2 separate regions of the Homo sapiens genome follow, and region 2 is linked to region 1. A link is an interaction called in ENCODE POLR2A ChIA-PET data of the cell type or tissue named here. Cell type or tissue: OCI-LY7. All regions are shown on one strand. Links, peaks and the distances in the headings refer to the core of each region. The heading gives the core; the rest is flanking DNA.

Region 1 (15,883 bases), core at 4,680-12,679:
GGACGGCACTGGGTGTGCTCTGTGCACGGCTCTTCTAGAGGTGATCCAAGTGCTTTGCATAGGCACTCAGGATTTATTTGCTTGATGAATTTGAACCTGTCTGTTGTTGATAAAATATCATTATTGCCCATAAGGATCTTGAGGGAGTTTGTAAGGATCTTGAGGGAGTTTCAGTCAGGATTCACTATAGGAAACAAACCACTTTAGATATTTTAAGTGGAAGGTACTTAATACAGGGTGTTTCACAGAAGTAATTAGATGGACTGCATGGAGCAGAATCGAGGCTGTCTCCAGAAATGAATCACAAAACTGCACAAAATTATTCCATTTTCTACAATCAAGCAAGACAAAAATGGTGAAGCCACCATGGGAATTACTGAGTTCAGTGATACATCACAAAACTTGTGAAACAGAGATCAAAAGCCATAGTCAGAATGATGGTAGCTGGACACTGAGACATGAGTCCAGCTACTTACTCTTTTTGTCACGGCTGCTTTTTGACAGCCACCAAGCTGAAGACTCAATATGAGAACACAGATGCTGAAAAACCCCATGTCTGTGTCACCATTCTTCTAACAGAAAACAGGGCAAACAGCAGAAACATGTCTTCCATCTTACTTTTGCCTTTCAAATATCAAGCCAATTACATATATTTTGGCAGAATTTCTTTTGCAATCAAACCTTACCTGCAAGACAGCCTGTGCAATATGGGAAGTTTGAGTGTCGATCTACCATATCCACCACATTAAGGGTGATGGTTTTCATATTTCGGGCATGTCTTCCATAAGGCTTTGTGTGTAGTAGATATTAAGTTGGAACCAGAGTAACAATTACGTTCTATTACATCTCTACTTGTCAGTGTAGTTAATTATATAACAGAATGGACTGCAACAGTTTTACTTTAGGGAATCCCTAAGGGGGAATTCCTATTTATCAGAAAAATGCTGTAAGGAGGGAAGACCCTGAGGTGGGAGAGTATTCTAAACTGTTTTGGTTTCAAACATCTTGGAAAGTACTACATGGAGACATGCGATATTATAACATATCAGTGCTTACCATGTCTGGGGGGAGTTCTGTCTTAAAAAAGCTTGCCTACCTTCTATGCTGTTGCTCCCTCGCTGCACTGTTTTGACCCCACTTTCCTCCTCACCAGCCAAATACAAGTTTTGCAATGAGAATTAATGTAAAATGGTTTCTTTATAACAAACTAAATAGGCTTATTCTTAAAAGGAAACATAGAGGTTGTTAAACCGTTGTTTTCCCTACATTTCATGCAATCACAGTACAACTCACAGGTCAGTTATTCTTGAATTTTAACCAAAAATTTCTAAATTGTCTTGACAATAAACAGGCAAAATAGGTAAAAGAAATTTCCAAAACAAGCAGAATGAGCAACTGGGACCATCCTGGCCAGATACTGAGGTGCATTTATAAGGCAACCTTGATTGAAAAAGGAGGTGGTCCTGGAATAGATGGGAGGCCACTGCAGTAACAAAACCCACCCAGACACAAGGCAACTGCACGTGGAATTAATAGGCCATAAAAGAACCACCTTGAAACATTCCGAAATGTTGAGCCTTCACTGAATTCTTCTGACTTTTCCCTCAACTCTGTGTAACCCCAATTTAGAAATGTGAAATAGTTGTTAGTAATCCCTTCCACCTTTACATTGTACCCTAGTGAGTGCATTTGGATGTATTTTAGACACATTTTTTTTTTTCCTGCTCCAAATTAAGAATCAGGCAACATATTGTCCTTCTAGTACTTGTAACCAAGTATATATTATAAAATCACTGATAATCTCGTATGTGTGGGGTCAGGTGTTAAAGATATAATTGAAGTAAACACTCTTGATTTATTTTTATTTTTATTTTAAGAAAAAGTGACATTTTTGCTTCAGGAGAAAGAGGCTGAGTGAATAGGTTAGTTGATAATAGTTTCTGCTAGGTTTCTGCTATATCTTGCTTTTCTCCCGAAGATTCATTTTAGTACCTTCTTTCCTTCTTAAGAGCACATGCTCCTAAAGCAGGGAAGCCCCCAAAGCCTCCTCTACTTCCCGTTGCTAATTGCTGTGGCCTCTTATCCACGCCAGTAATGAACCAAAAGTATGGGAGGGCTTTAGCCATATGGAACTTCTGGGAGAGGACTTGACTGTATTCAGGATTCACTTGGACTAAACGACCAAAACCTCATTAACACAGTGTTTTCAGTAGGTGATTATATGAGTTATCGTCAAAACTGGGACACTTTTGCAAAGGGGCACTGTTAATAATTACACCAGAACAGCAGGTATAAATTGGAGATGTATGGTCATCCTAATTATACAGAGCCTTCAAGAACAGTGTTTGAAATGTGAATTAAAACGATTCGAAACCAGAGCTTAAGTCTTAGTATTTTCATGGGTTTAAGTTTACCTTCTCTTTTATATAACAATCACTTGCTGAGATCTGATGATGGGATATACTGTGTATTAGGTCCTAGGAATATATAGATAAAGTAGATACCAATTTTGTTTTTTTCTTCACTCACAGTATTGTAATATTTTAGACCAGTGGGTTTCCAGTCTGGCTTATAGCATACTGGAGATACTAGGGCAATAATGCATTTTATGCTTCCCCCAAATTAAAGTATGTTTTGCCAAAGTGTGATGATTTAAATGCCCCTGTAATGGTTTTATTAATTTTTCTATTTATACTTGGGGTTTTGTTTATGATTTGGCATGAAGAAACCATTTATTTTGCTAAGGAAAAGTTTGAAAGCTACTGGTTTGAGACTTAAAAATTTATCTTTAATATTTGGTTATAAAGTCGTAAGGCTACTTTTTAAAGAGGGGAAGAACTAGACTGATTAAAGCTGAAACACATAAAGATGTAAACTGAGTGGGAAACAAATAAATTACCTGAAATATATAAAGGTCTGCTATGTATTAGAGGTTTTGTGATTCTAGAGGGCACAGGTAGGACCAATAGGTGGTACTTATGGGAATACAGGCTTCAGCTGCAGAAAACTTTCTAGCAGTCATAACTTTTCTGCCATGGAAGGGGCTGTCTTGTAAGGTAATGAGTTCCTTGTCATTGGACATGTACAAATGAACTCACAGATGGTGGGTAAGCTTCATCTTGAGCTCCACATTAGATAAAATGTCTTCATTAACAATTTCACACTTCAAGGATGTTAAACTTCTGTATTGGTGAATGTTGGGTCCTTTGCTACTTCTTTAAAAATATCTAAAGTGTGTGTGTGTGTGTGTGTGTGTGTGTGTGTATGTATTTGTGTTTTATTTCCCCAGAACATTAGCTGAGTATATTTTTCATGTATTTTATTTTATATTTTTACACAGTGGTCAATAATTGATAAAAATACAGAAGCTACTACAACAGTTCTCTCATCAAGGGAAACTTAAAAGGGATAATGTCCATAGATGTGATTCTGAAACTGATTTGAAACAGCCTGGTTCATTTTTACTGTGTTGCCATTGGTTAATGCTTAACCAGATTTTGTCTCTGTTTCAAAATCTTGAAATAAAAGTGGAACAACTTCCAACATGACTTAAGAAAAAGGTCCCCAGTTGAAAATGCTTCCAATCGTTTTGCTATTAAATGTGAAATTGCAAAACTAGCCTCTCTTACAAAAACTAGTGAGAAGCTTGCCTGTTTTTCATACCATTTCAAATACTGAGAAATAATTTCTCTAGGCTCTTGGAATTAGAGTTAAATAAAAATTATATTTCAGAGTATATAATGCATGAAGTTGGATTTCTTTGTTTTCTAAAACTGTATCTCATGGTCCTTGAAGGTTGATAATTTATATCTCTGGTACCACTTTATTTTTCTATTATTTGTGGATTAAAAATTTTAAATTTAGCAATATACTTATATTTTGCTTTAGAATAAAGTTGATTTTTAAAAACTTATTTAGAGACAGGGTCTCATTCTATTGCCCAGGCTGGAGTGCAGTGGCATGATCGTGGCTCACTGTAACCTTGAACCCCTGGTCTCAAGTGATCCTTCCACCTCAGCCTCCCGAGTAGCTGGGATTAGAGAGGCGAGCCACCATTCCCAGCTAATGTTTTTTAGAAATTATTATTATTTTTTTTTTCCAGAGACACATCTTGTTGTGTTGCGCAGGCTGATCTCGAACTCCAGGCCTCAAGCAATCCAGGGTCTCCTCCCAAAGTGCTAGGATTATATGTGTGAGCCACTGCTCCCAGCTGAGCTTTTTCTTAATAGATATTTAAGATGATATGTAATTAGAGAATCGGAGATTAAACTGGAAACTTTAATTTACAATAACAATAAAATATTAATTCAATAATAGTAATTTAAATTACAGGCCAGGTGTGATGACTTTAATCTCAGCAGTTTGGGAGGCCAGGGTGAGAGCACCGCTTGAGCCCAGGAGTTCGAGACTAGTGAGACCCTGTCTTTACAAAAAAAATTAAAAAATTTGCCAGACATTGTGGCACACCTATAGTCCCGACTACTTTGGAGAGGCTGAGGTGGGAGAAATACTTGAGTCTAGGAGTTGCAGGCTTCAGTGAGCCATGATGGTACCACTGCACTACAGCTTGGGCAACAGAGTGAGACCTTGTCTCTAAATAATAATAATGATAATAATAATAATAAAAATAAACAAATAAATAAATTATAATGTCCAAACTCAATTCAAAAGCTCTAAGCTAATTTATAGTAGTTCTGATGTAGGATACAAACAACACAGTTGACAGTTTTGTGAACAATATGATGTTCAAAAGGCTGAAGTATAATCTCTAACTCCCCATCTTGTTGCTATGATTACTCTTAGCAGATTATGTGGCCTGAATCAACATTGGTTCACAGTCACAAGCAGTGTTATCAGATGTAAATATGTCTTAACGTTCATCAATAGTAGACTCATATTCATTGAAGGAAAAATTAAGAATTTCTACTTTTTCAAGTTATAACTAAAATTGCTTTTAAAATCTTCCTTATTTTATTGAGATATCAAAATAAATATTCAAAAACAGAAAAATACAAACAGAATCATTAAAAAATTAAGATAATTAGAACATCCTAAAGTGGTAGCAAAATCTCATGGCCTGACTAATGGTCATGACACACTTGTAAATGGATATCTAAAATGGAGTGTTTACATGTTTTAATACAAGTTTGAACAAGCTGTCAGGGAAACACAGCTAAGTGAGCTGCAGTTAACTTGCAGACTTACACAGTTATTGGTAGGTTTAGAAATAGAAGATGCTAGATAACCGTTAAAGAGATTGCTAGGTCTCATTAGAGATCATATTGGTGATTTTTCCTATCGTCACTTTTTCCTGGGTGAGGGGCAAAATCTTTATGAATTAGGCACTTAGCGTCTCACCTTTACAAATCCAGATTTCCACCTTTAGAAGCAGATTTACTGAACTCAAAGAGGTGCAGGCTATTGTTGCCTGTTTTCTCTTGGCCTTGAACAGAAAAGCAGTCTATAAGAATCAAGGACTTAGAAGAAACCTGCTAAGGAGCCCGTTTTTTTGCCAGCACTGCACACTCCACAGACTAGCCATAACATTGTGGATCATAAGAAGTTGTGGGAGGAGATTTTGAAGGTCATCATTAGTTGCTTATTATTTTAAATCTGCAGAAACTGAGGTCCAGAGAGAATTCACATTTTCTTGGTTACTTTGCCACGTGGAACAATTGTTATCAAATGTGACCTGGAATGCAAGGTTGGGGCCATTTATCTTCTGTGCTAATTTTCAGTGCCATGGTTGCGAACTTTCTTGGCAGAGAAATTGTTTACTTCTGTGCCCTATTCCATTGCCTTTTACCTACCCCATCTAGTTATAATCTAGCAATAGAGTTATAAGCTTGTGTAATCAAACTTTCCCACTGCAGATGCTCTTTGGAGACAGAATATTTGGGTTTAAACCCAGCCTCTGATATGTTCTAGCTGCTCTATTACATTGGATAAGTTTCTTTAGCTTCTCTAAATCTCGGTATTTGAATACTCAAATTAGAAGACGTAAATTATTTCCTAAGATTTCTCCTAGCTGGGGTTCTCTATGACCTTTTAGCTCTTAAGTAGTCTGTCCTGGCTATTGTCAACCATGTCTTTTTTTCCTTGACTGATAGAAACTGTGGCAAACTAAAGGCCACTTAGTCAGTATTTGTTCCGTCCTTAACCTTCTCTCCTGAGAGTCCTGATCTTTCAGTGCTGTTGTTTCCCTGTCAGGGTTGATTGTTTCCTTTTCGAGTGCCGTTCTGAATCTGAAGTGAAAGTGCAGCGTGGAGGCATGTCACTGTTGTGTCTCACTTCTTTTTCTTTTTTTTTTTTGAGATGGAGTTTCACCCTGTCTCCCAGGCTGGAGTGCAGTGGCGCGATCTCGGCTCACTGCAACCTCTGCCTCCTGGGTTCAAGTGATTCTCCTGCCTTAGCCTCCCAAGTAGCTGGGACTACAGGTGTGCACCTCTGTGCTCGGCTAATTTTTGTATTTGTAGTTGAGAAGGGGTTTCAACATGTTGGCCATGCTGATCTTGAACTCCTGACCTCAAACGATCTGCCTTCCTCGGCCTCCCAAAGTGCTGGGATTACAGGTCTGAGCCACTGGGCCCGGCCGTGTCTCACTTCTTTATCTGAGACAATGTTTACTGGTCTAGACCTGATGCTTCTCTCCCTTGCTGCTTCGTAGTTTATTTGGATCCTGAAATGCCGCTGAGTTTTTCTTGTCACCTGCAGCATTGCCAAGAACAAGGAGTGCACCATTAGTGTTAATTTATTTTTTCTGGTACTCTGTGCAAGGCAGATGGGCATTTAATGTGCTGATTCCAACCCTACCTTCCCTCATCTACACTCCCTGGTCTCATAGGAGTTAAAACATAGTTTTGTAAGAAACCTTAGCTCCTTGAACTTGTGGACTTGTGGGAGAATCATGGAAACATGAGAGTTAGAGGGAATGGTAGTGGATATCTAATCTTTAGTGTACAGATAGGAAGGGTCACTGAGGTTCAAAGAGGTTAAGAACGAAAGTCATAGACCCAATTAGTGACTGAGCTAGATAGAAAGTACGCCCAAGTCCTCTGCATCTAAGTCTAGTGCCTTTTCCAGTTTTTCCAAATGTCTCTCAGATAGCCTATATAAAGGTTTGGCATTTCTGTAGCGTTGTTCTCTCGTTACCTCTTCTGAGCAATGCCAGCTGTCCATGCAGAGAGTGGGGCACTTAGCCAGTGCTGGGCCAAAGCTGTCTGTAAGAAGAAGTTGAGTGAATACATTGACATTTTCAGCCCATGGTAGATCCTGCTTTGCCCTTCCGGCTCTATGTGACCTGATGCTTCAGAGGAAGAGTGAATACATTTGCTGTTCAACTAACAATTGTGTGTAATTTTCAGCCTGCCTTATTCTTCAATGCTGTCTTCCCACGCCTCCACCACATGCCACAGCATATCTGCTTCGCAATTACGCTGGTAGGGACTTACCCCGTTTGGAAAAGGTTTGCCTAAATACTTATTTACTTGTGCATGATACATCTTGATTGATACCTTGTTAATCTCTGAGATCAACCCAAGAATCCTTCCTTCAAGGGGGAGGATAGAAGAGTCAGGGAAACGGGTGACAGAAAAAGAGAAAAAGAGGACTGTGCTTCCTCACTGATGAGCAAAGAGGAGAATTACAGATGATATCAAAACAATGAGGAGAATCACGGGTGATATCGAATCTGCTTTACTTGGCGTTGGCTACTTGTAAAGTCAAGATCTTTCATAGACTCATAAAAGCTTGTGAGCAGAGTTGTCATTTGTACCATCTAATTCCATCACTACATTTTTCGAGAAGGACACAAGATTTCAGAGATAACGGAAGTTACACAGTGGGCTCATGGCGGAGCCAAGACTAGAAGCTGGGTCTGAATTCTGAAGATCAGGCATCTTTCCACTAAATACTGAGATGTGAACAATAATGGAGAGCCGTATAGCCCAGAGGGGAAACCACATTATACCACTTTAGTGGATGATTAGGAAAGCAGTTTTGAAATTCCAGGAAGGTACTGACTTTTGTATAAAGAGAATGTTTAAAAAAAAAAAACCTTCAAAGTTATAGGAGAGTGTTATTTAAATTGTAACAGCTTGTTTAAATGAAGAAAATGTTGCTAAGGGACATGAATGCTAAACGTTAGTCTGCCATCAGCTACTTCTGATGTTTAAGTCAAATAGTCCCTCAGTTCTGTGGTGTTAATCTACGTCCCTTTTCTAATATCATTCATTTATTCAGTGCACACTGACCAAGAGCTAGGCCTTGAGTTAGTTGCCAGGAAGATATAGGGACTAATACAATGTCATTTAAAGATTAATAGAAATGCTCTAAGTCAATTATTCTCAACCCTTGAATCAGAGTATATACATAAAGATCCCCATATGAGGTTAGTGTGCAGACTGTTTTGATAAACACTACTCTAAGTTTATTGCACTGGATGTTGGATAATATGATGTAACGGTTGTTTGTTTTTCAGTTTTGGTGATCTATATAAATCTTTTTAGAAGAGTAGCATATTGATTTGGACGAAAAAAAGGAAAATATGACCAAACACTACTTCTTTCTGTTTTTGTGGGTGACAGTGACTTGACATTCACATGGTATCCTGAGAGAGGCTTAGTAGCTTTGTTAGTATTAATTGTCAGTTTGCCTATGGCACTAAGTTTTCCCACCTACGTGGGGCGGGTCCTGGTCATCACATAGCCTTTTGTAGTTATTTGCTTTCTGTTGTGCCTTGATTTTTTTTTTCTGTTGACTATTGGCTTCATCACTTTGTGGTCCTGTGGCTTATTATGATTAGATTTGAGGGTACAGAATAGAGAAAACATTATGGCAAGTAGAATTCAAGAGCTGGAATGGAAATAATAAGAGCAAAAACTACTGTTAAGTGCTGATTTCCTTTGAATTGTGGTGTTTTCCTTTCTTCTCCAAATAGGGAGGTAGTACAGAGTGAAGACCGGAGATTTGGAGTTAAAGATCTGTGTCCCAGCTTCAGCTTTGCTATTTGTTAGCTGTATATCCTTGAGCAAGTTATTCAACCTCTTACAGTCTTACTTTCTTGATTTGCTAGATGTGGGTAATGATAGTGCTACCTCATATGGCAGTCAGGATGACTGTGTGGCCATTGAAAATTTGCTAGACATATAATAAACCTTCAATAAACACTTGTTTATTGTCAGTCTCTAGTCTTCTTAGGACCGCTGGGGGAACAGACAGAAGAGCAGCAGAGGAGTTGATAAGTGAAACCTCTTAGGTTCTTCTTAATTGCTTGCATGTGACAATTTCTGAAAGAGCAATGCTGAGGAAGCAGCAGCTCCCCAGCTCCCTTCAGCAGTAGGCATCTTGCTTAGAGGAGGGCCACTGCTCTTGCTTTCCTGTCTGCTGATGGTGGTTGTGTATTCTCAGAGCCTCTCTGGAAATCTTCCCTTTCACTTCTTGCTTTCATGATGATTATGAACTTCGAGTGAAACCTAGCTAGAATGAGGGGAAGTAAGAGCAGTGTAAATCTTGGTCCAGCAACACCAGTTCTCACCACTGCTTATTTTTGTGTTTACATGGGTCTCTCTTAGAAGCCAAGAGCCCCAATGATATGTGCTAGTTCATCTGTTCATTAAACTTGTGAAGTTTCATCAAACCCATTTATCAAAATGAAGGGCTGTAATGAAGATTTTAGAGAAAGAAAGCACTCTAAAATATTAGAGCTGATTGGGACTTTACAGGTATTCATTTTGCAAATGAGTGTCATCTCTTGTTAAAGGTCACACTTGTATAGCTGAGACTAGAACTGGGGCCACAGGGACTCTATGTCTATACTATTGGATTTATCACTTTCCTTGGATCCATCCTACATGATTCAATTTTTAATACCTGGAGTTTTCACTCTTGTTATCTTCCTATTCAAGGATAAAAGCTCTAGCTTCTTATCTTTATATAAAACCTTTAAAAGGCAGAACTCATGTTATCTTTTAAAACTTTCCCCTAACTGTTCTCCCTGAATCCCTCATTTTGGTGCCGCTGGTCTGATCCCTGTCCTACAGAAATGCCTTGCTTCATACCCAAGCTCACAGTATTATTTCTAATCTTTGCCCTGGTTACTCCAGTTTTCTTTTATTTACTCAGCATTCAAAGTCCTGGTTAAGGGCTACCTCTGCCAAGCTTATGCTAGCTTTTCTGACATCCCCCAAGATTTTTCATGTGCTTTCTGTGTTGCTCTCTTTCTCTTTTCACATTTATAAATATTTCTTCCTCAAATAGTCTTTGAGCTCTTTGAGTAAAGAATAAGAATCTGATTCATCTATAGCTCCAGTGCCAGGCAAATAAATTCATTCATTCATTAAATTAACAGACATTTTTATTGAGTACCTATCATGTGGTAGCCCCTGGAATTATAAAATGATAAATATTTCCACTCTCAAGGATTTGCGAGTTTAGTTTGGGGAACAGGAAAGCAGATGGGCAGAGCACCATGTGACGAATATGTGACAACAGTATGTAGATGCTGTGGGATTGTACTATAAGGATGTATAACTTGAACTGTAGAATATAGTGCAAGATTTGCCTTCAAGGACTAGTAGAAAGTAATGCTTATGATCTAAATTGATGCATAGTATGTTGGAAGTCATTTTTAGACAAGAAGTAGCTTGTTTCAGAGGGAGCAGAGATCAAACCTAGGAAAAAAATGTGAATTTCTATCAGAAAAGTACTGCAAAATGACCTCAGAATAAATAGAAAACTACTACTATTATCATAGAAGTTACTGGCAATATGATTAATGTCTGTTAAAAGAAGATGTATTTAGATGACTTTATGCTGAATTTGGATAACCTTTAAAAAACCAGATAATTCCAGTGTAGTTATTAAATATCCTAGACAGTAGAGGAGGTTGGAGAAAACTCCCCTATCAAAACCTAATCATGATAAGTAAAACAAGCAGAAAAAAATGCTATAAAATGATCTTTATTATGATTATATGTACACAAATTATAGATAAAATAGCCTAGTTAATTCATTAATATATCAAAACACAAGTGTAACAAAGGATTTATTCTAGGCATGCAAAGATGGTTCAATATGTAGACTTTATCAACATATTTCATTACATCATCAAATTAAGGGAGGGAAAAAGAGTTGAATGTATCAGTGGTTGCTAAAGAGGGCACTGCAGCTGTAACTAGATAGGATTTTATTCCACAAATGCCAAGATAGTTCAATATCTGGAAATCTATCAGCATGCTTCATTACATCACCAAATTAAGGGAAGATAAAAGAGATGATTGTATCAGTGAATGCTATAGCAATTCTAGAAAGATATGAGTAACTAAGAAAGAGTAACGTTCATTCATTCTCCCATTTCTATGTAACATACTTGTTTAAGGGGCTTCCTGCCTAGGCATTGTGCCGGTATAGTGAGACTAGTTGGAGTTTCCAACTTGTTGGGACATGTAGGCAGGTAAATAAATGGCTTTCTTGTGGATTGTTATAAGTATGCCGAAAGTACTAAAGAGCCTAGAAAAAGGAATTAGGCTACTCTTCCTTGGAGAAGTTAGGGAAATGTTCACAGAGTTAGAGACATTTGAGCTGAGACAATATAAAAATATAGGGCTTGGTAGAACGTGAAGAGAGGGAAACGGCATTGTTGATGGTGAACACAGCATGAGCAAGGGTTCAGAATCATGAAAACTTATTATAAATCCTGGGAATGGGGTCACTGGGTCACTGCTGACATGCAGAAGAATGGTAAGAGAAGATACTGAGGAGGACATCTGCAAACAAATGATTGGTCAGAAGATGGGCCTCTCAGGAGGAGCAGCTGGAGGTGCTTCTTCATGGAGGGCAGCATGCGGGTAATTTATGATGCTGGGGATAACTGAAATGACTGTGGAGCCAATGATTTGCATATTGATACTTACATTTTATTTATACTCTCCCAGAAATTGCCTGTTTCTTTATATCTGTGCTATATCCGAAAAGCCAAGATGATACAGTCAGTCAGTAACTTGGGATTACTATGAAAAATGTGAATCTTTGCTTAAGAAAATACTGCATCCTATATTAACCAATTTTTCAACCTTTTATTATAAAATGACTTTAGATTTATAGAGACCTTCCAAGGATAGTATTAAGCCATTTTAAAAATTATAATTAACATTTATACTACCAATGTGCATAATGCATTAAAAGTTTTAAACCTTTACTTGATCCCTTTTATTTCACACTTATATTCACTTTAGTCATACTGAAAGCAAACCAGTCACTTTTATCCCAATTTAGTAGAAGACCAAGCCTCAATTAAAAGCAAAAGCAAAACCAAAATTGGCATTTCTCAGCCATGTGAGATGGGTTTGGTTTTGGTATTTAGAAAAAAAAAATCATCTGAAGTTATTCCAAATGAACAGCTAAATTTAAAAACCACGAGTAAAACAGACATTCATTGGTAGTTTTTCTATATTGGTTTTGTGCTAGGCCTTAATGGTAGTTTATAAATGTGTAAAATATGGTCCCTACCCTTTTAAGGAACTCAAGTTTAGCAAGTATGTATGTGTCTTTGTGTGTGTGTATATATATACATGTATGTATGTGTGTGTATATATGAATATGTAAAAGGTACGGGGGAAAGAAAAAGAAAAGAAAGGCCCTGTAACCAGAGTGAAAAGCCAGTACCATCACTGGCTTCAATAGCATGTGTCCTGATTACCAGTTTAGAGTCTTTGTCATTGATTCATGTTATCCTCGTCTTTTAAGAAAACTATACATCAAGCTGTTCTTCCAAGCAAGATGGTCATAAAATTGCCATTGACTTTCTACAAGAATAGAGGCTTCTTTTTTTCTCACTTTGCATAGCACTCTATACTATAAAAAGTACTTTAATATCATCTCATTGGTTGCCATAAAAATTCTGAGAGTTAAGGAAGACAGAGGTTTATATGTTTGTTTGTTTTTTGAGAGAAGGTCTCCCTCTGTTGCCCAAGCTGGAGTACAGTGGTGCAATCACAGCTTACCGCAGCCTCAATCTCCCAGGCTCAAGTGATCCTCCAACCTCAGCCTCTTGAGTAGCTGGAACAACAGGTGTGCGCCATTATATCCTGCTAATTTTTTAATTTTTTGTAGAGACCGAGTCTCATTCTATTGCCCAGGCTGGTCTCAAACTCCTGGCCTCAAGTGATCCTTCTGCCTTGGCCTCCAAAGTGCTCGGATTAGAGGCGTGAGCCATTGTGCTTGGCTGAGTCCTCTGAGACAGTGAAACTATCTGAGGCTCTAGAGGCGATGCCGTTCAAAGTCATGCCACTTGTTGGTGGTGTGGACTGATGTGAATATCCAGGCAACACTGTTTCCCAGCTCTCCCCTCCACCCTGTCTCTCTATTACTATGCCATGTACTGAGGCCTTTGATTTCTGTGTTCTGATGCTCTTTGTCTTTACAGACATCTGGAGGTAATTGTGTAGCCCTCTTAATTAATTCAGTTCAATTAATAAATTAGTAGGTGGCTTTTGGGCTGGGGGCGCTTACAGGGTGCCTTCCGGGCGTCCCTGTGCTGGAGAGCTCTTGCAATCAGGCTTGGAGAGCCCTCCTCGGCAGCAGCCTCTGAGTCTCATCCCCAGCAGGCAGGCTGACTGGAGAGGTGATTGGCTTACCCTGACAGAGGAGACATTTCCTCTCTTCAAATATTATATGCAATCTGATCAGAGCAGCATCTGGGCTGGGCTGATTGTTCCCCTCCTAGTTTAAGCAAGCTTTTCATGAAGGTCCAACATGGTATCAGCTCAACATACAAGTTGATGGGCATTTCTTTGTTGTGCGGGGCTGACCTTTGCATTACATGTGTTGAATATTCTATCCTCCGGTCCTAAATTCTAATAATTGTCCCAGACGTTGGGGCAACCAATATGCCCCTCTTCCCCTTTTCCACATACCCCTTGGTGGGGACCAGAGCTGCTCCTGCAGATGGATCATTTAAAAGTGTCCTGCCAGGTATCTGTTAAAACCCTGTTTCCAAAATAAACTTTCAGTGGTTCCTTAATGCCTGAAGAATAAATTTAAACTCAACTGTGGCTGCTGAGCTGTCTGTGCTTTGGTTTCAACCCACCTTTTAGTTCTTTTGCTTGCTACTTTCTGTTATTCGCCCTCCAAGCACACTAAACGTAAATGCTGTGTACTTTTCTGCCTGTATAATTTTGCCAACATTTTTCAGGTTCAACCCTACTTAGCACTCAAACCCAGTCTGTATATCACCTCATCAATAAAATCTTGTTAATTCTGCCCCCACCAAGAAGTGAGCCTATCTTTTTCTGCATCTCAGCAACACTTGTTCTTAACCTCACTTAGGTAACTTAGCACTTCATTTAGGCATAACCATTTAATTGGTGAGATAATTAATTTAATAGATTATTAATAAAATTCAAGCTCTTTTCCATCCTCCTACCATAAAATCTCCTTCAAGTTAGGAACCATTTCTTATTCATATCTATTTCCCAAGAGTGGCTAGGCACTAAAATAGGTAACTATTGGAAGGGAGATATTCAAGTTTGAGGCAGTGTTCTCTTCCTGCTCCTCCTCTTTCTCTTTCTTTCTTTCTTTCTCCTTTTCCTCTCCTTCCTCCTTTTCCTCCTCCTCTTTCTATTCATGATTCCTCTGCCTCTTCATTTTTCTTTCTTCCATTTTCTTTCACCCTTCTTTCCAGAGAACTTTATCAGGATGCATTTAGTATGGATTAAGGTGAAATAGCAATGAAATGAGGAGTATTGTCTTCGTTTTCATGCTTCCATAAAAACAGTGTTTCTTTTTCATTGCAGATTCCAACAATGTCTCACCCATCTTGGCTGCCACCCAAAAGCACTGGTGAGCCCCTCGGCCATGTGCCTGCACGGATGGAGACCACCCATTCCTTTGGGAACCCCAGCATTTCAGTGTCTACACAACAGCCACCCAAAAAGTTTGCCCCGGTAGTTGCTCCAAAACCTAAGTACAACCCATACAAACAACCTGGAGGTGAGGGTAAGTGCTGGGATTTCAGAGTTGGTTACTTGGAGTAGGAAAATTCAGTTATATAGGTGATTTGTAGTACAAAGTTGTGTCAGAAAAACGTAGTTTGTGAATTCACAGCGTGGGTGTCATAGGCTACTAAAAGTAAAGGAGCCCCCGGAAATAGTCTAGACCAACCCCGTCTTTTAGGAAAAAGACTTTTTATGGGTTATATGGCTATGGTTACATAATGAAATAGGGTTAGAGCTCAAACTAGAAACCTGGCCTCTTTAGTCACAGCTCAATGCCTTTCTACTGCGTTATCTTCCACCTCCAGCTCATTCTCTTGTAGGGTTTTAGCTACCAGACAGTCATCCCTCCCTCTTGCCGTTGGACAAATGTCCACAAATGCTGCCAAGCAGTAGTCCAATCAGAAACTTATACAAAGTGAACCTAATAAAGTGCATGGAATTGTTTACCTCCTCTGGCTGTTTTTCTTCCCTTAGGCTGCTGAAGGATAAGTTGTCTAGAGTGTTCTGTGAGATCTGCATTTGTTGAATCTCCCAGACAAATATGAGTGAAGCCTAGTTCCAGGGGTTTTAATAACAATGCATTCAGTTTACATCAAGTAGAGTTTGAAGGTCTACGTGAGCTCCAGCTCTCATGTGTATGTATACACTCACACACGAAGCCTCAGAGGCAGTATAAATGGTACCATACTCTTTGGTTGAAAAGGTTCCATATTTTTACCAGTGAATGTTAGCAGCTTATTCAAACTCAAGAAAAAATAACTTAAAATAAAAAAAAAAAAAACTGAAGAATATTAGACTTCTAGGAGCTGAGAGAGAAGAGGCAGTGAAAGGAGATTTAACTCCCTTTGTTTTCTGTCCCTGTCCCACCATTAAAAAAATTATTAATATCT
Region 2 (15,883 bases), core at 2,491-10,490, 110 kb before region 1:
TTCCAGTCCTGACTCTGCTGCTGACCAGCTTCACTGGCCTTGAGTAGTTGCTTTGCCTACCTATGCCTCAGACTCACCCTCTATAAAACAAAGGTAACCTCTCAAGTCCCTTTAGACCCCCCATTGTATTAAATATAATTCTGTGACTTTGGACTCCTTCTCTGGAACCCCTTGGGTAGCCAATGAATTATATGACAGGGAACATGGGTATAGATATAACCCATTAGGGGACTTGAATTGAGAAGGTGCTCACCTTCCTTTCTCTAGGATTCAAGGACCAACTGACAATGATATGCTTTCAGATTCATTTTAAGAAGCACACAATCCTCATTCACTATAAAAGTAAGATAGCGAGTGGAGCTGTTAGAGGAAAGTCAGACTGGAGCCAAGACCATCATTTCTGTATCTTCTGGGTGTTGTAGAAAGTAATTAGCAGGCTTGATTATCTCACTGGTTCAACACACATTTTAGGGATGTGATGTAATGTGAGGAAACATTTAGTTGTCAGATTTTAGGGCTGTATCAAATTTATTCTTGCAGGAAAAGTCTAGTTGTCCTGGCAACCTAAAATTGATTTCTTTTTGCTCTTGTCAGCTGAAACTGGTCCCCTTTGAATCATTCCTCTAATTTAATATAGAGAGCTGTGTGTCTCCACCTGGTGACCGAATCATTTTTAATGACAGGTAACTCCAGCAAATGGCTCCTCTTTCCTACCTGAGCCAGAAGCTATAGTTTATTACTACCTTCACCCTGTGTTGTTCTCTTTGTGTTTATTTATTTGTCTGTGGAGTGAGGTGTGTAAGTAAAGTGGCATTCAATTAATTAAGAGTTTAATCAGGCCTGTAGAGCAGTGATGTAATTGGCAGCCAATCACTGCCTTTCGTTTTCAGTGACCTCCTAGACATGAGTGGGATTCGAATGGGCTCTGGAAGAGGGAGTCCTTTTGTGTGGATGTCTAGCATTTTTGTAACCCGAAGAGGGTGATGTAATGGCCCAGATGAAAGGAGAAAGCGGAGCTGCATGGCTGCTTTCTGCCTCTGTCAGTCATCTCTATCAAGGGGGTGGGTCATCTATGAAGGGTGGAATCGACATCATTAGGAAGAAATTGATGCCTATGACAATTGAAGAGGTTGTGAGAGAGCAATTTGCTTTCCTTAAATGGTTGCAAATTTCATGGACCACGAATGCCGCATCTCAGGATACAGAAGAGAACTTCTGATGGGGAACGGCTACCAGTAATTTTGAGGAAACCCAGAAATCAGCAGAAATGCCAGAAAGTGAGGAGACGAGGAAATAGGTATTATCAAAAAAGTCCAGTGCCCATCCCCCACCCCGCCCCCAAACGAAACAGGTATCCAGAGTCTAGAATCTGCTGATTTCATTGTGATTCCAGTTGTCGACGGTCCTATGTAGACAGGTGATTTGTGAGTCTTTGAAAGGAAGTAGTGTTCACCAAGAGCCAGAACAGGGTCTTAACCAGTTCCCGTTTTGTCTGGGTTAACCAACTGGTGGATTAACACGATGACACAGACATAGTGGGGAGAATGTGGGCTTTGGAGTTGGATTGTCTGGATTTAAATCCAGAGTCCAGGTCATTGTATACAAATGACCTTAGGCCAGTTGTTTAATTTTTGTGACTCAGCTTCTTCTTCATGTCAGTTCTATCCTGGGGCTAATGATAGGACGACAAAGGAATTTTTTTTTTTTTTTTTTTAAGAGGGAATCTTGCTGTGTTGCCCAGGCTGGAGTGCAATGGTGCAATATCTGCTCACTGCAACCTCTGCCTCCTGGGCTCAAGCGATTCTCCTGCCTCAGCCTCCCAAGTAGCTGAGATTACAGGCGACAAAGGAATTTTTGAAGACAAAATGAAATAATGCATGTGAAGAGCTTAAAACAATTTGCACATATGAATTATTTAATAAATGTGGTTCTTACTACTGTTTGTAGGAAGACATTTGAATTTAGTAAAGCACATAAAAGCCTTTTACATATGTATGGATAAGTCCGTAAACAAATACACACTTATTAGTGATGCGGGTTTAGAAAGAGTATATTTCTTGGTGGCAGAAGTTCCAAAGTCAGGCCAGGCATAGTGGCTCACACCTGTAATCCCAGCATTTTGGGAGGCTGAGGCAGATGGATCACTTGAGGTCAGGAGTTTGAGAACAGCCTGGCCAACATAGCGAAACCCCGTCTCTACTAAAAATACAGAAATATTAGCCAAGCATGATGGTTCGTGCCTGTAATCCCAGCTACTTGGGAGGCTGAGGCAGGAGAATCGCTTGAACCCAGGAGGCGGAGGTTTCAGTGAACTGAGATCACCCCACTGCACTCCAGTCTGGGCAACAGAGGAAGACTCTACCAAAAAAAAAAAAAAAAAAAAAGCTCCAAAGTCATATTGCAAGGATGAGGACATAGGTAGGGAAGGGGAAAATTTGTGACCATTTTTGCAACTTTCCAAACTCCTTTCTCCTCCCCCATCTTTCTTTCTTCCAAGAAGTTACCGTCATTAGCAATTTGCCATGTGTCTAGTTTTTGTCTCACATTTATATACCTGTAAATATATGTTTATTTTTTGCTTTAAAAACCTCAACAGTTATTTGTATAAAATTTAAATTCTTTGTTCTTTCATGAAATATCATGACTACAAACATTGAAATAGTTACTCCGAATTGCAGTCACATGTTTTACTTGTATATAATCATTCTTATAGGCAGAGGGATAACTGTAACCTTTTCCCTTCTCCTTCTCACCTTGCCCTTTGGGAGACGTTTCTTCCCTTTTTTTGTGTCTTTCTACCTTGTCCTTCTCCTCCCCTCCTCTCTTTTCCCTTCCCTTATATTCTGTTTTCTTACCGTTCGTCTCCTTTTCTCTCTCCTTCCCTCCCTCCCTCCCTTGCAATACTTTCCTACCTTTCATACTTTCTTTATTATATTTTTAGTCTCTTGTCTTTAGCTTAATATGGGGCTCAGTGGCCAGGCGTTTACATAATATTGTGGGTCCTTGAAACATCAGGTCTTGGACACCTAGTCTCAGCTCTGAATTGTCAGGTTCCTGCTGATATACTTTCTGGGTCCACTGTTGCTTTGTATTTAATACTGGAGGTTGTGATAACATTGTCCAGCTTCAGGAGGCCATGGTAGCGCAGGAGGGATGCATGTGTTGTGTAGTTCCTTGTCTGGAATGCAGGGTGACAGGAGGTTGGCTTGTGTACACATGTTCATCTCCTTGGGCTACTGGAGAGGGAGTCTTTATTTTGGTGGGGTGCTCCTAAGAGCAGTGAGCTCAGAGCCTCTGTCTTGAGACTTGCTGTGTGTTTTCTTGGCCTCCCAATGCTCCTGGCATAAGTGACATCCCTGCTTAGGACCCTACACTCATGATTTCAGGCAACCTTTCTGCCTTCCTTTTGGCCCCTGCCTCTCCACCCCATGTTCATATTCTTCATCCCAGGTGCAGTGCCACCCTGCTGGCTACCTCTGCCAGGCAGCATCCTTCATGCTTAGCTCAAATTCCACCTTCTCAGAAACATCTGACTTCACATTTGGTGTCAGTCTCTCTCCTCCTCCATTTCCCATCACACAGTTTGTACTTTCAGAGATACTTTCATACACCACCTTGTATTCAATGGGTGGTATCTGTTTCTGAGTTCTGATCAGAGGGCAGACATCTCTGATCCTTTGGAGGCTAGCTCAGTAGCTGGCATTTATAGGCACTCTGTAACTGTTAAATTGAATTACTGAGGAGGCCTGAGGGGTTGGAAGGTCAAATGCAGTTAACCCAGGGAACTAGAAGGGCCCCTGGGAACTTGGTTTTGGAGCATGGCTTTTATGAGCAGCTATCAGCTTTTCCCCAGGCTCCTTCTTAATCCTGTCTCTCTAGAGGCACAAGGAGAGGTGGTGTTTGCTTAAGATGCTGGTGGCATTCCTAGTGAAGTTAGGTCAGAATGTGCCATCTCTTCTTTAGCTCTCAACTTCTTAGAGTGTCAACCCTCCTCATATTGGAAAAGCTTAGCTTTTAAAAAGGAGAAAGTGGTTTACATGATGACCTCTGAATTTTTGACTTTGATTATTAATCTTCTTGAAGAAGACTTTGCAGTTGCCCCTGTTACAAGGAAAGCAGACATGCCAAGTTGCTGCATTTGTGAAATTGAATGAAATTCTGGCTGCGTTTTATGGCTCTGACCTTTGGGAACAGTCCAGGGTCAGACTGCTCACATGATGTGCTTGATAAATCCGCCTCCCAACAGCACTGTTGAGATCTTAACTAGAATTGCTACTTGCGAAACACCTTTTTCTGACTTGCAGTTCAGATTCTGCATGTACTGCTGACTACTGCTTCTAGTGGCTCATTCAGATAAGTATGCTATATATTAGGTAGAAAGAGGATGCGTGATACTAAGGAAAGAGAAAAAGAGCCAGCCCAGGACACTTGGGTTCCAGTGCTAAGTCTGCAAGAGACATGTTTGACATGGGGCCTTAGTTTTCAGATCTATAAAATGGAGACACTAATCATTATTAGGAAGGGTTGTCAGGAGTTCGAGACTAGCCTGACCAACACGGTGAAAGCCCATCTCTACTAAAATACAAAAATTAGCCAGGCGTGGTGGTACATGCCTGTAATCCCAGCTACTCAGGAGGCTGAGGCAGGAGAATCGCTTGAACCCAGGAGGTGGAGGTTGCAGTGAGCCGAGATTGCGCCACGGCACTCCAGCCTGGGTGACAGAGCGAGACTCCATCTCAAAAAAAATAATAAAAATAAATTAATAAAACAAAAAGAGCTCCTCCTATGAAAGCTCTGGAAACATCCTCCACCAAACTGGTTGCACTTCTCTAGGCACAATATGGTTTATATCCTTCTAAAATCAGCATCTCGGCCGGACGCAGTGGCTCACGCCTGTAATCCCAGCACTTTGAGAGGCCAAGGTGGGCAAATCACCTGACCTCAGGTGATCCGCCTGCCTCGGCCTCCCAAAGTTGTTGAGATTATAGGTGTGAGCCACTGTGTCTGGCCAGGAGGAGCTCTTACAGAGCTGGAAGTATTTACTCAGAGAAAGATGGAGTTAGAAGGGAAGGTTGAGAATGAGAGACAAGTTAGTGTTTATTCAAGGTGGAGGTGCACAGGCCTAATGTAGGACAACGGCAAGTGGGTTGGAGAAGAGGGGCTTACGGGAAGGATGGGCAGGAGAAATGGGATGGGACCCAGGAGGCCCAAGGGGGAGGTGGAGGATTCAAGTCAGAGCTTCAGATGCTGGGTCTGGAGACACTTTCTGAATGCCTAGGAGGTAGCTGTGGTGTTTTGCAGGATAAGAAAGACAGAGGCTTTCTGTAGCTACCATCCTGCTAGGTGAAATGAAGGGATGGTCTGGGATGTGTGTGTATGTGTGTATGTGTACCCACATACGTGCATGTGTGCATGAGTGTGTATTGGTAACAGAACCAAGGAGATCAGGGACTTACCCAAGGCCATACAGCTGGGAAACAGCTTTCATTTGATTACGGTGCTAAGTTTAGTAATGACTGCGAGAGACAAAAACGGGCAGGGGGAGCATGTAGGGAAAGGGCCTCGGCCCCATTTCCTGCCCTCTCAGGCAGGTAGTGAGTAGGAGTTTTAGGTTTCACTGTTTGATAGCATCACCTCCTCTGCTTTCCCAGAAATTATTCCTCGAAGTATGACTCGAATCATTCCTCTGTTGGGAGATGTATCGGTTCAGAGCTGACTTTCTGCTCTGGTTGTTTACTGAAAAATGGTAGCACTGGCAATTCAGAGGGGGCATAAGCAAGTGAAGAAAAAAAAAATGAACAAACAGGGCATGTGAGGTCAGGGGCCCTGGTTGTGAGTCCCGGCCCTGCTTTTAGAGACCCATGTGAATTGGGCAGATCAATCAACTTCTTAGTGCCTCAGCTTTTTCCTCTGTAAATTAGAAGATAGTGATTTCTGCTTGATAAATTTATTGTGATAGTGCTTTGCAAGTTGTATTGTTGGTCGTAGGATAATAAAGATAAAGGGGTATACAGACTTGGATTCTGTTTCTATATATGTGAAGCGTTAGAGAGAGGTGGTAAATTGTTTCTCTCCCGTGGGTTGTGCACATCTCTGATATTATGGTAATCCCCATATCTTCTCCTTTTGCAGGGTGGGGTGTCTTGGATAGTATGGTTACTGAATGTAGAATCTACTAACTCCTCTTTTTTATTTCCTGAGACTGGGTCTCACTGTGCTGTCCAGGGTGGAGTGCAGTGGTGTGATCATGGCTCACTGCAGTCTTGAACTCCTGGGCTCAATCCTGAGTAGCTGGGATTACAGGTATGTGCCATCATGCCAGCTAATTAGAAAAGTTTTTCTTTGTTGAGATGGGGTCTCACTATGTTGCCTAGGCTGGCTTTGAATTCCTAAGCTCAAGTGGTCAGCCTGACTCGACCTCCCAAAGTGCTGGGATTACAGGCATGAGCCACTGTTTCTGGCCTCCTTTTTAATATTCTGCCCTGTGCAAAGCACCAGCACCAACAGCCTCCCTCCCACAACCCCCAACAGCTGTGCATTAAGTATCACTTTGGTTTGAGGATTTCCTAGCTTGCTGTTTATCCTGGGAGAATTTCTGAGTTTCTTGGTCTTTGTTTCTTTACCCAAAAGTTGGGGATAGTTCAGCTTTGTCTGCATTGTGGACACTACCTCCAGAAAGCAATGGGAAGACCCTTTGTAAGCTGTACCGAACTCTTTGTATTTTTGGAGCACATTTTGTCTTTTTTCTCCCTTCTTCTGGTGGCTGAGGTACCTCTTTGGTCTTGAAAAGACCCACTTATATGGAGGCGGAAATGGGCTTATAGAGGGAAGTGACTTTCCAAGGGCCCTGGAATGAATTGGATTCTGAGATCTGTGCCCGTCCTTGTCACAACGTGTCAGATTCCATTATTTAGTGTGGGCCTGATTTGTCCATGCCTGGGACTTTCCCAGAGGAAGTCATACTTTCTGGAAACTCTCTGAGGTCTTGAAGGGGTGGGAGAAGTCTCTGACACAAGTGCTGCTGTGGTCATGGAGGCTTCCATTCCTCTCTCCTTGTGTTGAGCAGGGAATTGCTCCTTGGATATTTTAGGTTTGAGTGACTCAACATGCTTATGACCCAGAGGATGCTGTGGTGTGTTTGGCAGCATGCTGGAATTAGTCAGAAGGCAAAACTGCTTGTCCTGACCCCAGAACCCACTTACTCTAGGTGGATGAGAAAGTCCTCTCGGATCCTCTATTTCCTAATTCATGGCAACTTCTGGAGAACAGTATTTTCTCTGTTACTGCTTTATGGGGTTTAGTGTGGAAATTAAAGAAGAGAACTTCTTATTTTTTGTAAATAATAATACAATATTCAGATACTGTTAGTTTCTGAAATTTAAAATGGGCATCTCACTTCTGTGTTCCCTCCCCAAATAAATGTATTGATACTAAAAAGGAAAGCCAGCTAACTTTATGAGGATGGCTGGTAAATGAGCCATTCTGTTTTTGCTTGCTGTCCAAGGCCTCTAATATTAAGCCTGGACCATTTCAAGCATATATGGAGGATATATATTTCAAATATACATTAGGGGTATATATTTCAAAATCGAGGACACATTAATAGTAAGAGGAGACCATGTAAGACAAAGCACAGGTTTATTTTTATTTTTATTTACCTGTTTATTTTTTATATTTTTGAGATGGGATTTCTCTCTTGTTGCCCAGGCTGGAGTGCGATGGTGCTGTCTTGGCTCACTGCAACCTCCTCCTCCCAGCTTCAAGCAATTCTCCTGTCTCAGCCTCCCAAGTAGCTGGGATTACAGGCACCCATCACCACACCTGGCTAATTTTTGTATTTTTCTTAGAGATGGGGTTTCACCATGTTGGCCAGCCTGGTCTCAAACTCCTGACCTCAAGTGATCCCCCCACCTCGGCTTCCCGAAGTGCTGGGATTACAGGCGTGAGCCACTGCGCCTGGCCAAAGCACAAGTTTAAAAATTACAAGTTTCCACCAGCCTCATATCTCCCTTGGCTTATAATATTCAAGTGTTCATGGATACTGGGGCTTGCCATCCCCCGCCCCGTGTGTTAATGCAGCCCATGGAGGCTTCTCATAGAGACATAAACAGTGGGCTCCAGAAGGTCTCTATTTAAGAAACTGAGGTCTGGCAAGGTCACACATCGAGGAAATGGCAAAATCAAGACTAAAAGCCAGCTCTTTGGATTCTCAATTCCCTGCTCTTTCTGACACTTCACTCTTCCCTCCTGTCAGGTGAAGAGAGAAGCCAGATGGTTTGACAAATGGTTCTCGTTGCTGTCAAATCTGCCTTCTTTCTTTGCTCAGACAGACAGTTCTTACCTTCCCTTTTTCGGGGGACTGGCGGAGGTGGGGTGAGGAGAGAGGTAGGAAGGTGGATGAAGGAAAAAAAGAAGCATTTTATTGCTTCATTCTTTATGTAGTAGTGATGGCCAATAAGTTCTTTTTTTCTCTGGCAAGAAGCTAAGTAAAGGCAAGGAGTAATCGTCACCTTGAATTTAGAGCACATAGAGGCCTAGAAATGGCAGGCTGTATTAGGAGACAACATTGATTTCATATATATTCATCTCTGAAAAAACATGTTTAAGATGCCATATTCATAAATACTAATAAGGCTGTCTGATTCCAATTTTCAGGTGAGATTAGCATTTTATTGAGTATTTTATCTGTCAGATTCAATGCTGGATGTACCATCCTCCCAGGCTTATTAGCATAATTGCTGTGCTTAAGCAACAATAAAAAAATCAGCAGTAAAATAGCATTTAGTGCAGGCAATTTGTTATCAAAAGCTTTTACTTAAGGACAGCTCCAGCCTGCATTTATTAGCAAGTTAGGGTTATAATTTATTTTTATTTTGAAAAACAAAAGTGGGAGAAAGATTTGGCTTTTTTGTTTTGGAAATAATAGAGAAATTAGAAAGCATTGCCTCTTTGGAAAATTGTCCACATCCCTTCTTCCTTTGCCGAAAGCAGGCTGTGATGGGAATAGATTCCACTTGTGAGCGACATTGGCTCAGACAAAAAGTTGCTCTCCTTGGCATTGGAACAAACGGGTAGTAACGTCCCTTTATGCTTGTACACACATTTCCAAAACACTTTCAGATCTCGTTTGTTGCTCAAACCTCACACCAGTCCCGTGAGGTCTCCATTCTTAGAAATAGAAAACCAAGTTGAAATGACTTGTTCCAGATGAGGCAGTTGAGTGGCAAAGTGGAGGTGTAAAAACTAGTCTTCCAGCCTCCAGTCCTGTCTCAGCATTGCTCCCCTTCACGTCGTTGTCCAGAGCTCCTGGTGGAGCCTTGGCCTTTTCCATATGTACACGTGCACACACACACACATACACACAGATCTGTGTATCTACACCTGTCTATACACATACGTGCACACCTATGCACACACATCTATGCATACATACATACTTTTTCTTTTCCTAAAAGTTAATTATGTACTCTTGCATTTGTTTTTCATTTGATGTCCGGGTTGAAATACTTCTGCCACATGAACTTCTCTTGATGCCAAATAGCCTCTTAAAATCAATCTCTCTCTCTCTCTCCACCCCCCACCCCCCACCCCCACCCCCCCGCCCCTCTAGCTAGCAACTGTATCAGGAAAGCACTTGTGATTACCATCTGTTAAGGACCTGGAACAAAATAAATGATGTTATAAGTTTTTGTAGGGAAGATAGAGATAAGATTTTAAAATATGGAGATTGGGAAATCATTTTTCTTCCTTATTTCTTAGGAAATGTATCAGAAATAAATAACATTAAATTGATGCCTTTTAGTGGGTTTTAGGCTTCAATTATGGGTAATAATTTTCAAATTGAGAATAAAGTTTTGAGTGAAAATGGACAACTGAAGCTTCTAAGCTTTGAGAGGAGTTATTTTAGCATTTTAGATTTTCTTTTCTCAGTAAATTCAAACAAAGATCATACAATCATTGAATCATAGCACGTCTAAAATCCAAGGCTCTGTGCTGGCCACTGTGTGTTTTACAGACTAGCTCAGACGTGGCTATGAGCCCCAAGACATGTTTAAACTATTAGAGAGGATACTAACGATACATTAATAATGTTCTTGGTTTTGACAGAATATTCTAGAACAGGAACTCTAGTAGGATTTTTGCTTATGTTACATCATTGAAATTTAAATTCACTCAATTATTTATTGACTAAATATTGAGCACTTATGTGATGTTCACTCTTGTATTTTACATACATCATCTCATGTAATTTTTTAACAATCATATGAAATATGATCTGAGATAATAGTCAGTACTGTTATTATTGTTCTCATCATTAGATGAGGAAATTGAGACTAAGTAACTTGTCCAAGTCATTCAGCTGGTAAGTGGTAGAACTGCTGTGGTCTCCCTGTAAACACATGTTTTTTTCATGGTACCACTTGGCAAAAAACGAATAAGCAGGTACATACGTAGACAGATAGTGCTAATGATGATTAGAGAACCTCAGAACTCATGCAGAACCTGGATGTTTAGAGAGAAAATGGAACTTGAAATCAGACAGGTGTTCAAACCCTACTATGCTTCTTAGTGTTTGTAAAATCCTCAATTTAAGGACCTCTTAGGATTTCGGTGTCTTCCTGTGAATAAAGGATTATAAAATCTTTCTCTCAATATCATAATGAGAATAAATTACAAAATGTATGTGAGTGTCTGCAAAGGTACCTAGTTCATGGTGGGAGTTCACCCTATCTTGGAAGTGCTCATAAACATGCAGGGTTTTTTTTTTGAGACGGAGTCTTACCCTATCGCCCAGGATGGAGTGCAGTGGCGCAACCTTGGCCTCCCGGGTTCAAGTGATTCTCCTTCCTCAGCCTCCCGAGTAGCTGGGACTATAGGCGCATGCCACCATGCCCGACTAATTTATTTTGTATTTTTAATAGAGACGAGGTTTCACCATGTTGGCCAAGCTGGTCTCGATCTCCTGACTTCAAGTGGTCTGACTGCCTTAGCCTCCCAAAGTGCTGGGATTACAGACGTGAGCCACCATGCCCGGTTCAACATGCAGTTTTGTGTACTGTTTAGGGACAGATGCCGAAGCCACATTGCTTGGGTTTGGATCCATCCTACCACATAATATCATGTGACCTTGGACAAACAACTTCACTTCTAGTGCTGTACTTTCTTCATCTATAAAATGGGCTTACATCATAGGGTCCTTGTGAGGATTAACAAAGTTAGAATGCGTAGAGCATGTAGAACAATGCTTGGCACACAGCATGCCGTGCTTCAGTGGTAGCACTTACTATTCCATTATACTACAGCCACCGAGAAGGACAGGTACACAGTGAATAGTTTAGGACTGTTCATGTTCCCGGCCTCTTCACTCCAAGAGCATCAGCAAGTTTAGTTTAGAACATAGGAGTTGTATTTACACAGCTACTAATGACCTTGGAAAAGTTCTTGGCTTCTCTGTCCTTGACCTTTGTTTATCTGAACGAGTAAACTTCAGATGACAGAGTGTGTGGGGAATGGAATGCATCCGCATCCTTGATAAGCTGCCCTAGTGGAATGTTGCCATGTGGCTACTGAGGGTCAATTCACTGGTCAAAGGTGGCCTGCTGGTTGGTATTTTTTCTGTGTCTTCCGGGCAAGTTCTGTCTTTCCTCAGTCTGCACATGCCTGGGTCTGTCCTCAGAGCTCTCTCCCATTTCCCTCTTCTCTAGAAAGCATTGATATAATGGGGCCACCTCTTCCTTGGACTGTTTCTGTAGCATCAGAAGGAGGTGGGTGGGAATTTGGCATACCACTTTTTGAAAGGTAATACATTCTAACATATGTATTTCACCCACCTTCAAAGAGTAAGAATACACTGAATGATACTTAATTTTAAAGATGTGTTGCTGAGGTGAACTCTAAGACGAACAATTCTTCAGAATCTTTTACTTTCTTGGGCTTCTTGTCCCAAACAACAATTATCTTTATAAAGCCTGTGTGTGTATGTGTGCGTGTGTGTTTGTGAAACTTCCTGGAATTGGTAGTGTTGATTTTGAGATGTTTCTTTGGCTTATTCAAAATATAAACAGAAAGGCTAAAGTGTTTTTCATGTCATTAAGAATGTCTTTATAAGAAAGGACATTGGCCGGGCGTGGTGGCTCTCGCCTGTAATCCCAGCACTTTGGCAGGCCCAGGCGGGTGGATCACGAGGTCAGGAGATCGAGACCATCCTGGCTAACACGGTGAAACCCCATCTCTACTAAAAATAGAAAGAAAAAAAAATTAGCCGGGCATGGTGGTGGGCGCCTGTAGTCCCAGCTACTCGGGAGGCTGAGGCAGGATAATGGTGTGAACCCAGGAGGCGGAGCTTGCAGTGAGCTGAGATCATGCCACTGCACTCCAGCCTGGGCGACAGAGCGAGACTCTGTCTCAAAAAAAAAAAAAAAAAAAGAGAAAGGACATTAAGATGATACCTTACCTTGTGTGGGGGGCTTGTAGCTTTCAAAACACTTAAGTACCCATTTTCTTATGTGTGCTTTATGACATCTCTATGATGTAGGCAAGGCAGGGTTTATCATTATTTCCCTTTTAGAAATGGTGGATCTGTGGTTCAGAGAAGTGAAATAAGTTTTCTTAAAGCAGTTCTGGATGCAAACCCAGAACATTTGACTCTAGGGTGCTTTCTGCTCCACCACCCTGATTTGATTGTAAGGAGGTAATTCTTACCAAGTACTGTCAGATTATATAGAGTTGTAATATATCTTAAAAATGCCCATTTTAATTTTCTTTAAACAGATCAGTTAAAAAGTTAACTGTGATTTGATACCATCTTGTTTCTCCCCAAGTTTAAACAGCAATGAGTCTCTAGGACCTTCGGTTAAACCAGCATGTGTTTTTCAAAAATCAAATGTCAAAGCATTTCGTGAACCTTGCTTTAATGAACAAGAGAAGTGAAGGTACAATTCCTTTTTTGCATGAGGTAATTAGGAAACAGGATGTGCAAACTTGCTATATGAATTTAAAGAGGAGCACTTCTACTGATGTACAAACTGGATGGGCATATTACAGAGGGTTTCATGCTGGTAGAAATTTTAAGTGAAATAAGTTCTCATTAAGCATATCAATTATTTTTGGACTGTGTGAAAACTTAATCTGTTTCATGAGTTGGATCTAAGGTGGTCAATACCTCTACACTCCAAAAAACAGAAGCATGACTCAAACATCTAGTTCTGATTGCAGAGTGCCTTTATCTGGAAGACTGGACATGTCGTCAGAATATAGAGCAAGAGGGATGGAATATGCTCTTAAGTTTCCTGATGACTTAAGGGTCTGCACTATACTTGCTTGGGAGGTGGGAAGGATTGAATTCTCTTTGGAAAATGCCTTTGAATCTCTTACACACATGGTACCCAATAAGCCTAGTGCTGTATTATTAGCATCATGTACTAGAGTATGGTTTACCTGACATAGGTTTTGGAAATCTATTTCTTTTATTTACACTACATGGTTTCTTAGGTGGCAATTCTCAGTGAATTACCAGCTTCCTGATAGTGTCTTGAAAAGCATGCTTTATAAGGAGGCAGAAAGTGTTTCTCTTTTGACAGATGACCTCCTTGACCCCTTGACTTTCCATTTTTGATGGTTTCTTTTGAGGTCTACGTCATCTGGTAATTTTATTGGTGTGATTTATGCCCCCAGTAAGGATCAACTTGTATAGATTCTACATTCTCATGGAAGTCTATGTACTGTCTCTACTGTGTAATAATTAGCTCCAACTCTACAAACAAGGTTAGAAATGAAATCACCAGCATTACAAGTGAGACATAACAAATGGAAGATTCCCTTCTCTGAGTTTCTCTCATACCGTTAATTTTATTTGAGCTGGCATTGACTCATTCTATATGTCTCTTCTGCTAGATTTTGAACTCTGGAGGACTGGTCTCATATCTTATTAATTATAATGGTGGCGCACAGCACATTATAGGTATTTATTACTAAGTGGTTGGGTTTAATATCTTAAGAAGCAGAAAATGTGGTTTTTCTTGAGAGAGAGATGGTTTTGGATGTTGTTCCTCTAGTATATTCTAAGCCTGCCCGCCTGGGGCTCTGTAACTATGGCTCCTAACGTGGGGAGCCCACAATCTAGCTATATCATGTTAGCGAGAGCTCTTTGTATACTGAAACAATAAACTTACCATCTTGATGAGTTTTACATGTAGAATGGCTTAGGTTATAAGGTACTGCCACCTCATTCCACTGTTGAGAATTGTCTAATGCAAAGCTCACTTTTTAAACATGGATAATTGGACAGTCATGAGTGGATCATCGAAGGGATAAGCAAAATATATGTCAAACTGAGAATTAATATCTATCAAAACACTTGCTATTATTTGGTAGATGGGAGGTTATTTTATTTTTAAGAAGTAGATTGGCTGAATGGAAAAGCAAAATGTGGCATAAAATAAAATGGGATATTGTTCAGCAGTGAAAGGAATAAAGTACTGATATGGACTACAACATGGATGAACCTTGAAAACATTATGGCAAAGTGAAAGAAGCCAGTTACAAGGCCGGGCACCATGGCTCATGCTTGTAATCTCAGCACTTTGGGAGACCGAGGTGGGTGAATCACTTGAGGTCAGGAGTTCGAGACCAGTCTGGACAACATGGTGAAACCCCCGTCTCTACTAAAAATACAAAAATCAGTTGGGCGTAGTAGTGTGTGCCTGTAATCCCAGCTACTCAGGATGGTGAGGCAGGAGAATGGCTTGAACCCGGGAGGTGGAGGTTGCAGTGAGCCGAGATCTGCCCTCCAGCCTGGGTGACAGAGCCAAACTCTGTCAAAAAAAAAAAAAAAAAAAAAAAAAAAGCCAGTTATGAAAGACCACATATTATATGATTCCATTTATGTGAAAAGCCCACAATAGGCAAATCTATAGAGTCTGTAGCGATAGAAAGTAGTGGTTGCCGGCAGGGTTGGGGTAGAGGATAGGTAGTGATTGCTAATAACTGTGAGTTTCTTTTTGGGATGCTGAAAATGCTCTTTATATGGTGGTGATGATTGCACAACACTGTGAAATACTAAAAACAGAACCGTAAACTTTAAATGGGTGAATTGTATGTAAATTATATCTCAATAAACCTGTTTTAAAAAGTGGATTTCCCTTTAATCTATTCTCTGAGGATTGCTTCAGGGATTCAAAATAGTGCATAGTGCCAAGTTTTAAACTCATATTGATTTGTTTTTGGTAAATAAGTCATGCATGCTTAACAATGGTGAACACACTTAAGGAAAAAGTGGTAACACAACTAGAGCCACCAAACCGAAGCAAGTATATTTCCACCTAACTTCATGCACGTTTTTTTCTCAGAAGCTTTAAAAATTTATACTTTCTCAAATGTTGATTAATGAGATATCTGATAAGAAATAACAGGGTACTGACAGTCCTGATTGTATAAATAGGCATTAGGGATTGTGTTCATGGTTTGCTTGTCAGCACAAGAGAAATGTGTGATTATGTTGAATGATAGTTAATTTTCTTATCCACCCATTTTAAAAATAAAGATGTACAGCTAGAAAACAGGTGCCCAGGGAATAGAGGAGACCTGCAGCTTTGATAATGAGCCCCAGAAAGAAACTAGAAGGAACAAGCTCCCGCTTAGGAGGTGCCGTTCGAGTCCTGGCCAGTGTCTGACTGTAGCTGATGGGTTTAGAGAACTGTGGCTGGCTTCTCACAAAGGATTTTTTCATTTACTCTTGTTTTGTGTTTGAGTATAGACAGCTTTTCCCATCCTCCATCAGGGTCATTGTCCCACCTTCTCTGACTCACTTATTGTGTCAACAGAATTAAAAGAGCAGCCGGTGGACGTGTGTAGAGGCTGAAGGAGAGCTGTGTTGCTAGCTTTG

Evidence for each region. Peaks named below come from ENCODE experiments on the same cell type or tissue, not always from the same donor. Only the 100,000 strongest peaks of a DNase experiment are listed, where the experiment ranks them.
Region 2: POLR2A ChIA-PET joins it to region 1 with 8 read pairs; 2 of 35 experiments call an interaction of 5 or more read pairs at or near these places.

What each region holds. Positions count from the first base shown.
Region 1 is chr3:188,391,320-188,407,202 of GRCh38, forward strand. LPP (LIM domain containing preferred translocation partner in lipoma) reads left to right here. Exons shown (of 12, transcript NM_001375462.1): 4 at 14,793-14,994. The coding sequence starts at 14,802. Among named protein-coding and RNA genes, the nearest start is that of LPP-AS1, 170 kb to the right of the region's middle. In OCI-LY7, for the core only: no CTCF peak of the experiment used is centred there; DNase peaks (open chromatin) are centred at 6,222 and 9,402; H3K4me3 peaks cover 934 bases; H3K27ac peaks cover 868 bases.
Region 2 is chr3:188,279,239-188,295,121 of GRCh38, forward strand. All of the region lies in intron 2 of LPP (LIM domain containing preferred translocation partner in lipoma), which reads left to right. Among named protein-coding and RNA genes, the nearest start is that of FLJ42393, 110 kb to the left of the region's middle. RefSeq lists an enhancer at 11,403-11,697 and a silencer at 11,403-11,697. In OCI-LY7, for the core only: a CTCF peak has its summit at 4,324; a DNase peak (open chromatin) is centred at 5,493.